Linked DNA regions of Homo sapiens: all the other regions are linked to region 2. Evidence: chromatin contacts called from ENCODE Hi-C or POLR2A ChIA-PET data. All regions are on one chromosome and are shown on one strand. Each heading gives the region's core, a stretch centred on a gene start or an enhancer-like site at or near the end of the contact. The rest is flanking DNA. Distances are from core to core; before and after follow the strand shown.

Region 1 (3,896 bases), core at 1-2,500, 100 kb before region 2:
CAGCTCTGGGGGCAGAGTGGAGGGAGCCCTGGGGACTCCCAGTCTGGGGGTTATACACAGAGAGGAGACGGGGAGTCACATTTCAGAAGCACCTATGCTTTAAATACCATATATCTTTTCTTCCTCACAACTCCTCGGAGCCAGAACTTATGGTCCCCATTTTCTACCAATGGAAAATGAAGCCCTAAAAGAGTCAGTCTCCTCCTGCACCCAAAGGCAGGGCATGAAGGGTGCTGCTGGGGCCTGACTGCCAGCCCTGGGCCTGCCCCTAGGTGGAAGAGCAGCTGATCCGCTACGTGCATGACGGGAGCGAGACACTGACAGACAGTTTTGTCCTGATGGCTAATGCCTCCGAGATGGATCGCCAGAGCCATCCTGTGGCCTTCACTGTCACTGTCCTGCCTGTCAATGACCAACCCCCCATCCTCACTACAAACACAGGCCTGCAGGTGAGAGCATCCCTGGGAACACCCCCATGTCTGCTTCGAGAAAGAGGCCAGCGTCCCCTACTTCGCGGCTCAGAGCTCCCCCAGCTCTGATCCTCAGTTTCCTCCTCTGCAAAATGGGGACGCTGCCACATGCCTCACGGGGTTGTTGGAAGGAGAGAAGTGAGATTGTGCTGAAATAGAACACAGGTGGGAAGTTTTTTTATTGGATGTTTGCAAGTATGGTAGGCAGACTTCTGAGCGGCCACGGGTGGCTCTGCTGTTCCTTCTTCTGTGGCTAAGGACCAGAACATCTGACAGAATCACTTACAAGCCCTTAAGGGCAGGCATCAGGGCGGAAGCTGTTAAGTTTCCCACCTTCACCCAGCAAGTGAAGGCCATGGCTTGGCTCCCCAAACTCCTGCACAAGGCTGTTCCACGCCCAGCAGGACAGTGCAGGGAAGGCCCTGGTGAACTTCGCTCAGGCAGAGGTAAGGGCCCCACTCTGCAGGTGGAAGTTGAGGCCCAGACGTGGGATGGAACTTCTCCATGGTTGCAAAAGTAGTTCTGGTGGAACAGAAAGGGCATGGCTTTACAAAGCCCACATGGCAGGGCTTTGAACCCCAGCTTCTGGGGTGCATCCTCCCCGGTCAGCAGGAGCCACTGAAGTTTCCATAAAGGGCTGACTTGGGCTGTCTCTGGCATGGGGTGCCTGGGGCGGGGGTGGGGGCGGGGCCTTGGTGGTCTAGGATGTGCCCGTAGCGGGTGGCCTGGTGGTGCGGAAGCCGCCAAAGAGTGGGACACAGTGCTCTGGAACCACAGGCCAGGACGGCTGTGTGGCAGCACAGCCACCAGGTGGTGCCATCTACCTGTGTTTGCTCCAGAAGCCTAGTGCTGGGGTCCTGCCCCGCAACATTATGGCCCCTCCTGCCAGGGCTGGGCCTGAGGGCTCCCTGGGGCCGGGGGAGGAAGCCCAGGAATGCCAGAAGGCTCTGTTTTCCGGGCATGTGAGTCCCACTGCAGCTCTGCCCGCAAGTAATTGACCCAGCAAGACTGGTACCAGGACCTCAGGAACAGGCACCTGCTCTGCTTGCAAGTGGGAGGCCTGAAAAAGGGGTCCCCTTTGCCCAACATAAGGAGGGCCCCTAACTGCTCTGGAAGCACCTGGGCCCATCCCACGCTGATTCTGTGCTGCAGAACAGTGCCAACCATCAGCCCCCCACTCTCTGCGCCACGCACCCCTCCCTCAGCTGGAAGGAGGGCCCATTTCTAAAATCACCATTCCCACCTGTGCCCGGCCCCGGCCAGGCACACACGGAGGCTCTGAAAGGAGACCCCTGTCCCACCAGTGAGACAGATTAGGGAGCACTGTTGGTCAGCGCTGGGGGTTTCTGGGAGTGAGAACTTGGTGAGGGTAAGAGCTGGGGCCTTCCTGGGTAGGGGACATAAGCTGGCCTTGAGGGACACACAGGACTAGGGCAGATGGAGAGCAGGGAGGCTGGGCCTGGAGGGTGACCTTCCCTGGGGCCTTCCCTGGGGTGACAGGGAAGGTGAATGCGGGAGGCCCTTTGTGCAGGGGAGCCAGAGTGGCGCCAGCCTCGATGCCACCCGAGGGGCTGAGCCGCAGCAGGACTGGAGCCCTGGTGGCAGCCCAGGGCCGGGGAGGAAGGGGTGGGTGAGTGCGGCAAGGCAGAACCTTCACAGGCCTGTGTTCCCAGATGTGGGAGGGGGCCACTGCGCCCATCCCTGCGGAGGCTCTGAGGAGCACGGACGGCGACTCTGGGTCTGAGGATCTGGTCTACACCATCGAGCAGCCCAGCAACGGGCGGGTAGTGCTGCGGGGGGCGCCGGGCACTGAGGTGCGCAGCTTCACGCAGGCCCAGCTGGACGGCGGGCTCGTGCTGTTCTCACACAGAGGTGGGTGCTGAGGGCCGGGCCTCGGGTTCCTGCTGCCCACGGGGGTGCCCTGAGATGGGGAGCCGGCTCGGGCCAGCTGGACCCAATGCCCCTGTCCCCAGGAACCCTGGATGGAGGCTTCCGCTTCCGCCTCTCTGACGGCGAGCACACTTCCCCCGGACACTTCTTCCGAGTGACGGCCCAGAAGCAAGTGCTCCTCTCGCTGAAGGGCAGCCAGACACTGACTGTCTGCCCAGGTGGGTGTGCTGATCATGGGCATTCCTGGGTGCCAGGAGCTGGGGCGGAGCTGAGGGTGGCATGCCAGGGTCACGCTGCCTCTTTGCAAACACAGGCCTGGACCTGGCTCCCAGTCAAAATCTGATATCCCCTTTTGCCTCTGGCAGGGTCCGTCCAGCCACTCAGCAGTCAGACCCTCAGGGCCAGCTCCAGCGCAGGCACTGACCCCCAGCTCCTGCTCTACCGTGTGGTGCGGGGCCCCCAGCTAGGCCGGCTGTTCCACGCCCAGCAGGACAGCACAGGGGAGGCCCTGGTGAACTTCACTCAGGCAGAGGTAAGGGCCCAACTTTGCAGCCACCACTCAGATGCCCCCAGCCTCAGGTGGCCGCTGTGCCATGGACATCATGTGGACATGGATGCCAGCTCCAGCATCACTGGCAGCAGACGTTCCCGGGCCTGCCATTGTCCAGGCGCTAGTGTCCTGTCCTCCAGGAGCCGCCAGGCTGGCAGGGCAAGTTCATGTTCCCAGAAGGAGGGAGAAGGATGCAGAAAGTCGGGGATACAGGGCCCTAGAGCAGGGCTGGGGTCTTGGGGTATAGCTTCCAGAAGGAAGCTACAGCCGGACCCGAGGGTCTGGAGAGGGGGCACCATGTGGGGGCACTAGTGGTACCCCAGTAGCTGATGAGGGGCAGTGCTTGGTGGGGGATGGAGTTGGACGTGAAGCAGCGGCTGGGCCTGTGGGCAGAGGTGTGAGCCTGGGGCTCAGGTCAAGTGCCAGCCAGAGGCAGAGTGGATCCTAGGGGCAGATGAGCTGATGAAAGGCAGCTGAGTCAGCCAAGAGGGTGAAGCTGCTGTTCATCCGTCCTGGTGGCTTCAGAGACCACCAGGAAGAATTAGAGCTCTCAGCCATGGGTAGCAGCAGACTCTCTGTGATAACTGTGCCATGGGGGCCAGCCCAGTCATCACTTAAATGAACACCACTCGCTGAAGACAGAACAGGAGTTGTTCCATAGCAGGGCAGAGCGGGGCAGACTCTTCCATGGGCCATCCCAGGCAGGCGGCACATGTGATGCTCCCGCCAGGAGGCTGCATGGGCATCTGGACCCAGCACATGATGACAGTGAATTCTGGGTAGGGAGTGGTCTTGTGGGGCGCAGAGCTGACTCTCACTCAGGAGCCACAGCATATGGTACTGCCCCAAGTACCTCCTGAGGGGTCCCCCTGCCAGCCTTCAAAAAATGGCAGAGCCCACCCCAGCCCCCTTTCCTAGCTCGGCAGGGACTCCTGAGCCTGGCACTCTCCCTCCTGAGAGGTGCAGATGGTATTCAGCAAGTGCAA
Region 2 (4,166 bases), core at 370-2,869:
GAGGCTGAGGCGGGAGGATTGCTTGAGCCCAGGACTTTGAAGCTGCAGTGAGCTGTGATCACGCCACTGCACTCCAGCCTGGGCAACAAAGTGAGACCCTGTGTTAAAACAACAACAACAACAACAACAACTTTGGGAGGCCGAGGTGGGCGGATCACGAGGTCAGGAGATTGAGACCATCCTGGCTAACATGGTGAAAGCCCGTCTCTACTAAAAATACAAAAAAATAAAAAAAATAAAAATAAAAATTAGCCGGGCGCGGTGGCGGGTGCCTGTAGTCCCAGCTACTTGGGAGCCTGAGGCAGGAGAATGGCGTGAACCTGGGAGGGGGAGCTTGCAGTGAGCCGAGATCGCGCCACTGCACTCCAGCCTGGGTGACAGAGTGAGACTCCGTCTCAAAAAAAGAAAAACAAAAAAGCCAGGCGCGCGGTGGCTCACGCCTGCCTGTAATCCCAGCACTTTGGAAGACCGAGGCGGGCGGATCACAAGGTCAGGAGTTCGAGACCAGCCTGACCAACATGGTGAAACCCCGTCTCTACTAAAAATACAAAAATTAGCCGGGCGTGGTGGCTCGCACCTGTAATCCCAGCTACCCAGGAGGCTGAGGCAGGAGAATCGCTTGACCCCGGGAGGTGGAGGTTGCAGTGAGCCGAGATCGCGCCACTGCACTCCAGCCTGGGCGACACAGAGACTCCGTCTCAAAAAAAAAAATAAAAAAAAAATCATAGGAGCATCACAACTCACAGCACCTTCCTGTTGTCTGAAGGCCCCTCCTTTGGGTCCCTCAGGACTGGCTCCAGGGCTTCAGCCTTGGAACTAGTTGTGGACTTTGGGTCCCTTTGGAATATTTATCTTTGGCTTGGAATAATGCAACAACGTACCAGACCCAGCCTTGCCTTCTCTATGCCCCATTCCTCCCCAAATGACTCCAAGACTGTACCCCTAATCCTGAACCCTTTGCTGCACTTGCCCTAGTGAAAATCAAAGGTCTGCAAAGGCCGCGTCATTCCTGAATGATGTTCGGAGTCTGATGTCGTTTCTATGGGGGATTAAAATTAGCGACACTGGAGATGAATTACAGGGTGCAGCCAGTAAGGAGGGAGAGAGAGGGAGGCAGGTGCGATTCCTTCCACCTAAGCATCCTGGCCTGGCAGGCAACCTTTCCAGGGTCTTTCAGGCTGCAAGCGACAAATAGTTGAGGATTGTGGGTTTCTCACGCGTAGGTGGCAGCGGCAAGTTAACCCCAGGAGAGGTGCCAGTCAGCAGATAATTTGCAAACGAACGTATTCTCCTCCTCCTCCGAGGATCTGAGCCTCACGAAATACTCTTTTCTTCCTTTTTCTCCCTCCCGCAGTCGAGTTGCCTTCCGTCCAGCTAGGGTCCCCTCCCCGCCCGGGTCCCCTCCCCCTCCCGGTCCCCTCCCCCGCCCGGGCTCCTCTCTGTCTCCCCCTCCCGGACTGCGTCCTCGCTCCGCCGGGCCCTCCTCGCCGCCAGCTTGTGAATGAGACGCTCAGTTTCTCAATGGAGCCGCGGGGGGCTCGGGCGGCCGCGGGGCGGCCGCAGCGTTGGCCGTGAGTCAGGAGGGGGGCGCGTTTCCCTCGCTCCCTCTCCACTCCCTCCCTTTCGCTGCGGCCGCCCGCGAGGAGCCTGGCTGAGGCAGCCGCGCAGGTCGCAGGGCCAGCGTCCGCGAGGACGGCCCGGCTGGGCGGCCCCGAGCTCTGTGGCGCTGTGGAGGAGCGGGAGCGCGGCCGAGGAAGCGGGGCGCCGAGGGGGTCGGCGGCCTTCGGGAAATTTCCGCCGACCCTTCGCTCCCGGCTCTAAAAGTTCCTGATTTCCTATTTCCTTTTAAATCCCGAGTGGCTGTTAGCTCTTCGCCTGCACTTTTTCTTCCCCAGGAGATAAGGGGGAGTGTGAGGAACGGAGCGAATAATATAAAAAAGGATTTCCTCCCGGAAGAGAGCGGCAGTTCGGAGAGATTTTTCTTAAGGAAGCAGAAGCGGCGTTTGCGGCCGCTGCAGGCGCCGGGCCCTGCCGGCCACACTATGCGCGAGCCGGCCCCGGGCTGCTGAGGCGCGGGGACGCGGAAGCGGAGGCCGAGCGCGCCGGGCTCCCGCGCTCGCGAGCGAGTTTTGTCCGCCCGGCGGCGGTGGCGGGGGGATGGAGCCCGCGACCGCGCCCCGGCCCGACATGGCGCCGGAGCTGACCCCGGAGGAGGAGCAGGTAAGCGGGCCCGAGGCCGCCGCGTTGGGTGTGTCCGGGCCCCCGAGGCCTACGCCGGCCTCTGCCTCCCGAGTGCCGGCTCTTTGCAGCCACGGGGCCGCAGCCCCCCGCTCCCGTGCCCGGCTCGCGGGCCTCCCTCACCGGCGACCGCGCCCCAGGCCGCCACCCCCTCGTCGGGGGACCCACGGGACCCTACTCCCGTTCCCGCCGCTTCTTTCGCCGAGGCTTACCAGCCTCAGACGGTGCCCTCCGCACCCCACCCCCTATTCCAGGGGCAAAGTTCCTTGGATCCAGGGGCCTTCTTCCCGAGATTTGCAGAACCGCTGCTTGCCCCCGGCCCTTCCACTCCCTTGTAAATGTTTTCCGTGAGGGTTTGTGGCTTTTGAAGGGCAGGAAAAGCCCCAGTTTGGGGGGTGCTTCCTGTGGGGATTATCTCCCTTCCCGAGGAGAGGGCTGAGAGTATTGGATGCATAGATGCCCTAGATTTTCAGAGGAGCCTCTTAGGTTTCTCAGGCCCACTTGGGCAGGTTATGGAAGATCCAGCCCTTCTCGTGTTCCTAAAGTCCCTGGCCTTGACCCCCCTATTCAGCTATCCCAGACGGGGCGCATCTCCTCACCCGCGCTTCCCTACCCTCGTCTCATCTGACTGTCTCCATCTTTCTGAAGCTTACATTGAGCTCTATTGTTCCTTAAAAGCCTATGACCTTTAGTTTTCAGAAGGAAGTGGTTTGCTGTCTCATTTTGGGGGCCCTTGTAACTTTCCCTCCCGCACATTCCAGCTGCGGAGACAGGGACCACTCCTGAGGAAGATGGGAAGGTCTGCTAGCTTAGACTGGGAACCCTACGGGCTTTTCGCTGTCTCTTCCTTGGCACTGCCCATACCCCGCCATAGCTATGCTCGATTATAGTCATAGTCTGATTCCATGTTATAAATAAAAAAAATAAAAATAAACATGAAAAAAGAAAAAGGCAAACCATGCTGGCAACCCATTTCAAGCTCTACAGCTCTTGTTTCCAAGGACCACATTTGCTAGCACAGCCTCTAGTGTGAAGACAGTCCAGTTTTACAAACTATTATTGGCTAATGGGCTTGTTGACCTGATTTTTTAAAGTCCTTGTCTTTTCTCCTTATTTGTGGAGATGACATTTTTCTATTTGGCCTCAGGCCACGGTTTTGTCTTTTGACACCTGGTGATGAAATCTGTATGGGAAAAAAATTTAAAAAGAATTCTGCTTTGTACAAGCAGTGGTAATGAATGTCCTGGTAACTGCAGTTGGATGTTAATAAAATGCTAGTCAGACCCTAGTGCAAGCAGGTGGCCAAGGAGCCCATTCTGCCAGAATTGGGAAGTACTTCAGTACTAAGATAGGATGTGTTGGCTGATTTTAAAGGGACAAAATCTCTTTCTTTCATCCTTTTCCTTGGGTCAGTCAGATTTCTGTTTTTAAGACTTAAAGCCATCAGTATTCTATGCAAATAGCATCCGTTGCAAATTTGAAAACTAAAACCAGGAAAAGTAAATATTAAAGTATTGATAGTATTGACATGGTATTGGCTTTACTTTGTACATAGTGCATACACATATATACAGATGTGTTTAACTAGTAAAAACCTTATCTTTTACCCTGAATTGAATGTGATGGGCATTAACAAGGACTAGGATGGAAACGGCAAAATGTTTATTAAAGTCAAGAGATTGTGTGTGTGTGTGTTTTTAAAATCTTATCTCTTTTTTCTACAAAATATTATTTTTTTACAAGCATTTCAAAATATTGAAACAAAAGCAGTATAGTTCTAATTATGGTAATGCCTAATGTTACCATATTTTAGTTTAATATCACATAAGAGTACTCTCTTTTTTTTTGAGATGGAGTTTTGATTTTTTGTTTGTTTGTTTGTTTTTTTGAGACAGAGCCTCGCCCTGTCATCTAGGCTGGAGTGCAGT
Region 3 (4,139 bases), core at 1,568-4,067, 87 kb before region 2:
GTTCAAGGCCCCAGGACCTCTGCTCCCTAATCTGCCCTGAGAAGCTCAGAGTCTGGGGGCAGAACACATGAACTGAAGGAAGGAGGGCAGAGGCAGTGACTGTCCACTTGGTGAGCTTGTACAAGTCCACCCACCTGTTCTAACTCAAGAAGGGACCACTGGTTCGAGAGAGTATTGAGCCAGGCCTGGGAGCTCAGTGCCTGCTTTCTGCCTAGAAGCCCTCCTCCTGTCCCTTCCAGCATTCATGCTATGTGTCTGGCCAGAGGGCCCCAGCCCAGCTTCTGCCCTCTCTCTGAATGAAGATCTACCAAAACAGTATAACTGACCAAGGTTTCTTTCCAAAGGGTCAGTGTTAAGGCAAAGCTCTTAGAACAGCCCCTCACACACAGTAAATGCTCAATAAATGTTGGCCTTTTTTTTGTTGTTGTTCGTTTTTTTGTTTTTTTTTTGTTCGTTTTGTTTTGTTTTGAGACAGAGTCTCACTCTGTCGCCCAGGCAGATGTGCAGTGGCACGATCTCGGCTCGCTGCAAGCTCCGCCTCCGAGATTCACGCCGTTCTCCTGCCTCAGCCTCCCGAGTAGCTGGGACTTCAGGCGTCCGCCACCACGCCTGGCTAATTTTTTTTTCTGTTTTTTGGTAGAGACGGGTTTTCGCCGTGTTAGCCAGGATGGTCTCGATCTCCTGACCTCGTGATCCACCCACCTCGGCCTCCCAAAGGGCTGGGATTACAGGCGTGAGACACCGTGACCGGCTTTTTTTTTTAAAATACGGAGTCTCGCTCTGCCGCCCAGGCTGGAGTGCAGTGGCGTGATCTCGGCTCACTGCAACCTCCGCTTCCCAGGTTCAAGCGATTCTCCTGCCTCAGCCTCCCGAGTAGCTGGGACTACAGGCGCATACCACCATGCCCGGCTAATTTTTGTATTTTTAGTAGAGGCACGGTTTCACCATGTTGGCCAGGCTGGTCTCGAACTCCTGACCTCAAGTGATATGCCCGCATCTGCTTTCCAAAGTGCTGGGATCACAGGCAAAAGCCACCATGCCAGGCCGACCATTCTTATTATTGGTGTTATGATGGTTCCTCCTATTGAATGGCCCAGCATATGGGTCTGGCATGTTGTAGGTGCTTGACAAATGGTAGAAGCTGATGTTATTGTTATTATCATAATTTATGGCAGCTATCTCAGTGCCCGACACATAGTAGGTGCCGAACAAATGCTCAGTCCTTCTTTTGGATGGCCGAATGCATGTGTTCCCCATCTGGCAAAGAGAGACGCAGGGCCATTCTTCACTGGGCTGTGGCAGGGAGTGAAGTGAGGTGTGCAGCAAGGGATCCAGTTCTGGGTAGGAGCAGCTGGCAGTGCCACTCTGCCCTTCCTTGCTGCACACCCACCTCACTGATTCGGAAGGCTCTCCCTGAGGTTGGGGGTGGAGTGAGTGGGGACCATCTGGCCTACATGGTGGGGAGGTCTTGGCCTCAGGGATCCAAGAGGGAGGAGCCCCAAAGAACCTGACTGCCCAGGTGGAAGGGGCAGGCCCCTCCTGGAACACAGGGGCTGTCTGGGCTGGGCCCTGAAGAAGGAGGAGAGCTGAGCCTAAGGCAGGGTGGGAGGTGGGAAGGACAATGCAGAGCCAGAGGACGCGGACCCTGGCCTCCAGGGTAAGAAGGGGCCCTGGAGAGCAGGCTGAGAAGCCACTGTGGAGCTCCTGGCCCGACAGCAAGGAGCCCCTGGAATGAACCCGGTGCTGGGCTGAGAGCGAGGTCTTACGCCACTGCCCGCCTTCCAGGGCCAGCCCTTTAAGATGCAGAACTTGCAGGGGGGAGAGGGGGCACTGCTGGGGCACTGGACCAGATGTCTACACCCAATTGTCCCCAGCTTAAATGGCCTCAGTTGCCCAATTACACAGCAGTCACCCTAGGAGCCTTTGGAGCTGGCCAGGATGGGCCACCACCACGCCTCATACACACACACTCCACACCCCACCCAGCTGATGCCGGCCCAACTGGCTGGGTTTCAATGCCAGGGAAGAAAGAGGCTGCCTGCTCTACTGGTGGGGACAGCACGGCGCCCTGCTAGTAAGGAAGGTCAAGAAGGGGCTCTCTGGGTCCTCCAGAGGGCTGAGCAGACTGGTGCACACCCCTCTTCCACCCCTTCACACCCCATCCCTTGCTGAGAAAGAGGGAAATACTTCCCAGAACGAGTCATTGGGTCCCCAGGGGTGTGGGAAATGACATCAGGGAGTAGGCACGCATTTAGCCATCAGCTGCTGTGGCAACGTACACATGCACACGTATCCACAGGACTGCCACATGCAGCTGCGCATAAAGGCATGTGCAGACACTCGCTGACACGGTGGTGGACATGTGCAAACCAGCACCTACACACATGCCCTCCCCAGAGACCTGCAGACACAGCCATGCAGACCTCCTCAGTCACCTACTGGGAGCCAGGCACTGTGCCGGAGCTGGAGATACAGCAGTGAGCAAGACAGACAGACACCAACTCCCCAGAAAGCTGCTTTCTACTGAGGGAGACAGACCAGAAACAGCTACATTTAAAATATAACCTTTGAACTGAAGTATCCACACATGAGACTGTGTGATGCTGGAGTCCACCGGAAGGCAAAGGGTGTGGGGGAGTAAAATAGGGACCCAGTGTTGAGAATTGTTGGAGCCAAGAGGTGGGCATGTGGGGTTCTGTTATATTCGTTTCTCTACTTTTGTGTATGTTTGAAACTTTTCTTTTTTTCTGAGACATAGTCCCACTCCTTTGCCCAGGCTGGAGTGAAGTTGTGCAATCTTGGCTCACTGTAACTTCCGCCTCCCAGGCTCAAGCGATTCTCCTGCCTCAGCCTCTTGAGTAAGTGGGATTACAGGTATGCACCACCACGCTCAGCTAATTTTTGTATTTTTAGTAGAGATGGGGTTTTGTAATGTTGGCTAGACTGGTCTCAAACTCCTGACCTCAGGTGATCCGCCCACTTCAGCCTCCCAAAGTGGTGGGTATGAGCCTCCGTGCCAGGCCTGTATTTGCTTGGGAGACTGAGGCAGGAGAATCGCTTGAGCCCAGGAGGCAGAGGTTGCAGTGAGCCGAGATCACGCCAATGCACTCCAGCCTGGGTGACAAAAATAAATAAATAAGAGCTAAATACATACACATTTATAATTGGCAGCTGGTAATAAGTAAAATGAAGAAAAAATAAGGCAGGGTAAGGAAACAGAGGGACGAGGAAGTTTCATTAGATTTCAGGGTCAGGGAAGCCTTCTCCAAGGAGGTGACATTTATGTAGAGATCTGAATTAATTGAGGTGAGAACCACATGTTTATCTGGGAGGAAGAACATGCAAGACAGAGAAGAGAGCAAATGCAAAGGCCCTGAGGTCTGAGCAAACGCAGAAGAGGAAACCAGCCGACCAATGAGTCTGGAGTTCCATGACCGAAGTGCAGAGGGGTCTGACGCAAGACCAGGAAGGAGCCTTGTGGGTTGTGCTAGGAGTTTGGAAACTTTCCTAAGTATGGCAGGAAGCCCTGAGGTTGAAAGCAGGGGAGAGACATGATTTGATTTAGAATATGGTTTTAAGGCTGGGTGTGGTACTCACACCTGTAATCCCAGCACTTTGGGAGGCCGAGGCGGGTGAATTACTTGAGGTCAGGAGTTCAAAACTAGCCTGGCCAACATGGTGAAACCCCATCTCTACTAAAAATACAAAAAAAAATTAGCCAGGCAAGGTGGTGAATGCCTGTAATCCCAGCTACTCGGGAGGCTGAGGCAGAAGAATCGCTTGAACCCAGGAGGCGGAGGTTGCAGTGAGCCAAGATCAAACCATTGCACTCCAGCCTGGGCAACACAGTGAGACATCGTCTTTAAAAAAAAAAAAAGAATATGGTTTTAAAAGTTCACTCTGAGCTGTGCACAGTGGCTTATGCCTATAATCCCAGCTATGCAGGAACCTGAGGCAGGAGAATCACTTGAGGCCAGGAGTTTGAGACCAGACTGGACAATATAGCAAGACCCTGTCTCTAAAAAAAAATACATATTTTTATATATGTGTATATGCACGTGTGTGTATATGTATAAATATATATATATACATTCACATGTTTTTGTAAAAGATCACTCTGGCCCCTGTTAGACCATTAA

What was found. Hi-C counts contacts between places; a loop is a spot of excess contacts on that map. ChIA-PET counts read pairs that join two places held with the same protein, here RNA polymerase II (POLR2A). Pooled maps may share reads with other maps.
Region 1: a map of ascending aorta shows a loop between it and region 2 (3-fold over the local background). The contact joins the enhancer-like site here to the promoter of PTPN9 in region 2. A Hi-C loop is called at or near these places in 5 of 168 maps with a recorded cell type or tissue (Caco-2, IMR-90, ascending aorta and 2 more), 4 of 37 single-sample maps with no recorded cell type and 14 of 50 pooled maps. POLR2A ChIA-PET finds 5 or more read pairs at or near these places in 2 of 52 experiments (AG04450 and K562).
Region 3: a loop to region 2 is called in a pooled map, with 2.7 times the contacts of the local background. The contact joins the enhancer-like site here to the promoter of PTPN9 in region 2. A Hi-C loop is called at or near these places in 1 of 168 maps with a recorded cell type or tissue (IMR-90) and 2 of 50 pooled maps. POLR2A ChIA-PET finds 5 or more read pairs at or near these places in 8 of 52 experiments (AG04449, AG04450, BJ and 5 more).

The regions. Positions count from the first base shown.
Region 1 is chr15:75,681,289-75,685,184 of GRCh38, reverse strand. CSPG4 (chondroitin sulfate proteoglycan 4) reads left to right here. Exons shown (of 10, transcript NM_001897.5): 5 at 273-449; 6 at 2,144-2,342; 7 at 2,444-2,578; 8 at 2,726-2,892. Among named protein-coding and RNA genes, the nearest start is that of CSPG4, 30 kb to the left of the region's middle. RefSeq lists an enhancer at 1,884-2,728. Within about 2 kb of position 1,250, at least 2 of the 41 ENCODE cell types and tissues checked have a DNase peak (open chromatin) inside an H3K27ac peak, as active enhancers do; they include ascending aorta, where a contact is called at or near this core.
Region 2 is chr15:75,576,768-75,580,933 of GRCh38, reverse strand. It overlaps PTPN9 (protein tyrosine phosphatase non-receptor type 9), which reads left to right and starts at 1,619. Exons shown (of 13, transcript NM_002833.4): 1 at 1,619-2,220. The coding sequence starts at 2,158. RefSeq lists silencers at 1,262-1,751, 2,012-2,411 and an enhancer at 1,454-2,052.
Region 3 is chr15:75,665,034-75,669,172 of GRCh38, reverse strand. No RefSeq gene overlaps it. Among named protein-coding and RNA genes, the nearest start is that of SNX33, 19 kb to the right of the region's middle. Within about 2 kb of position 2,817, at least 22 of the 41 ENCODE cell types and tissues checked have a DNase peak (open chromatin) inside an H3K27ac peak, as active enhancers do; they include IMR-90 and PC-9, where a contact is called at or near this core.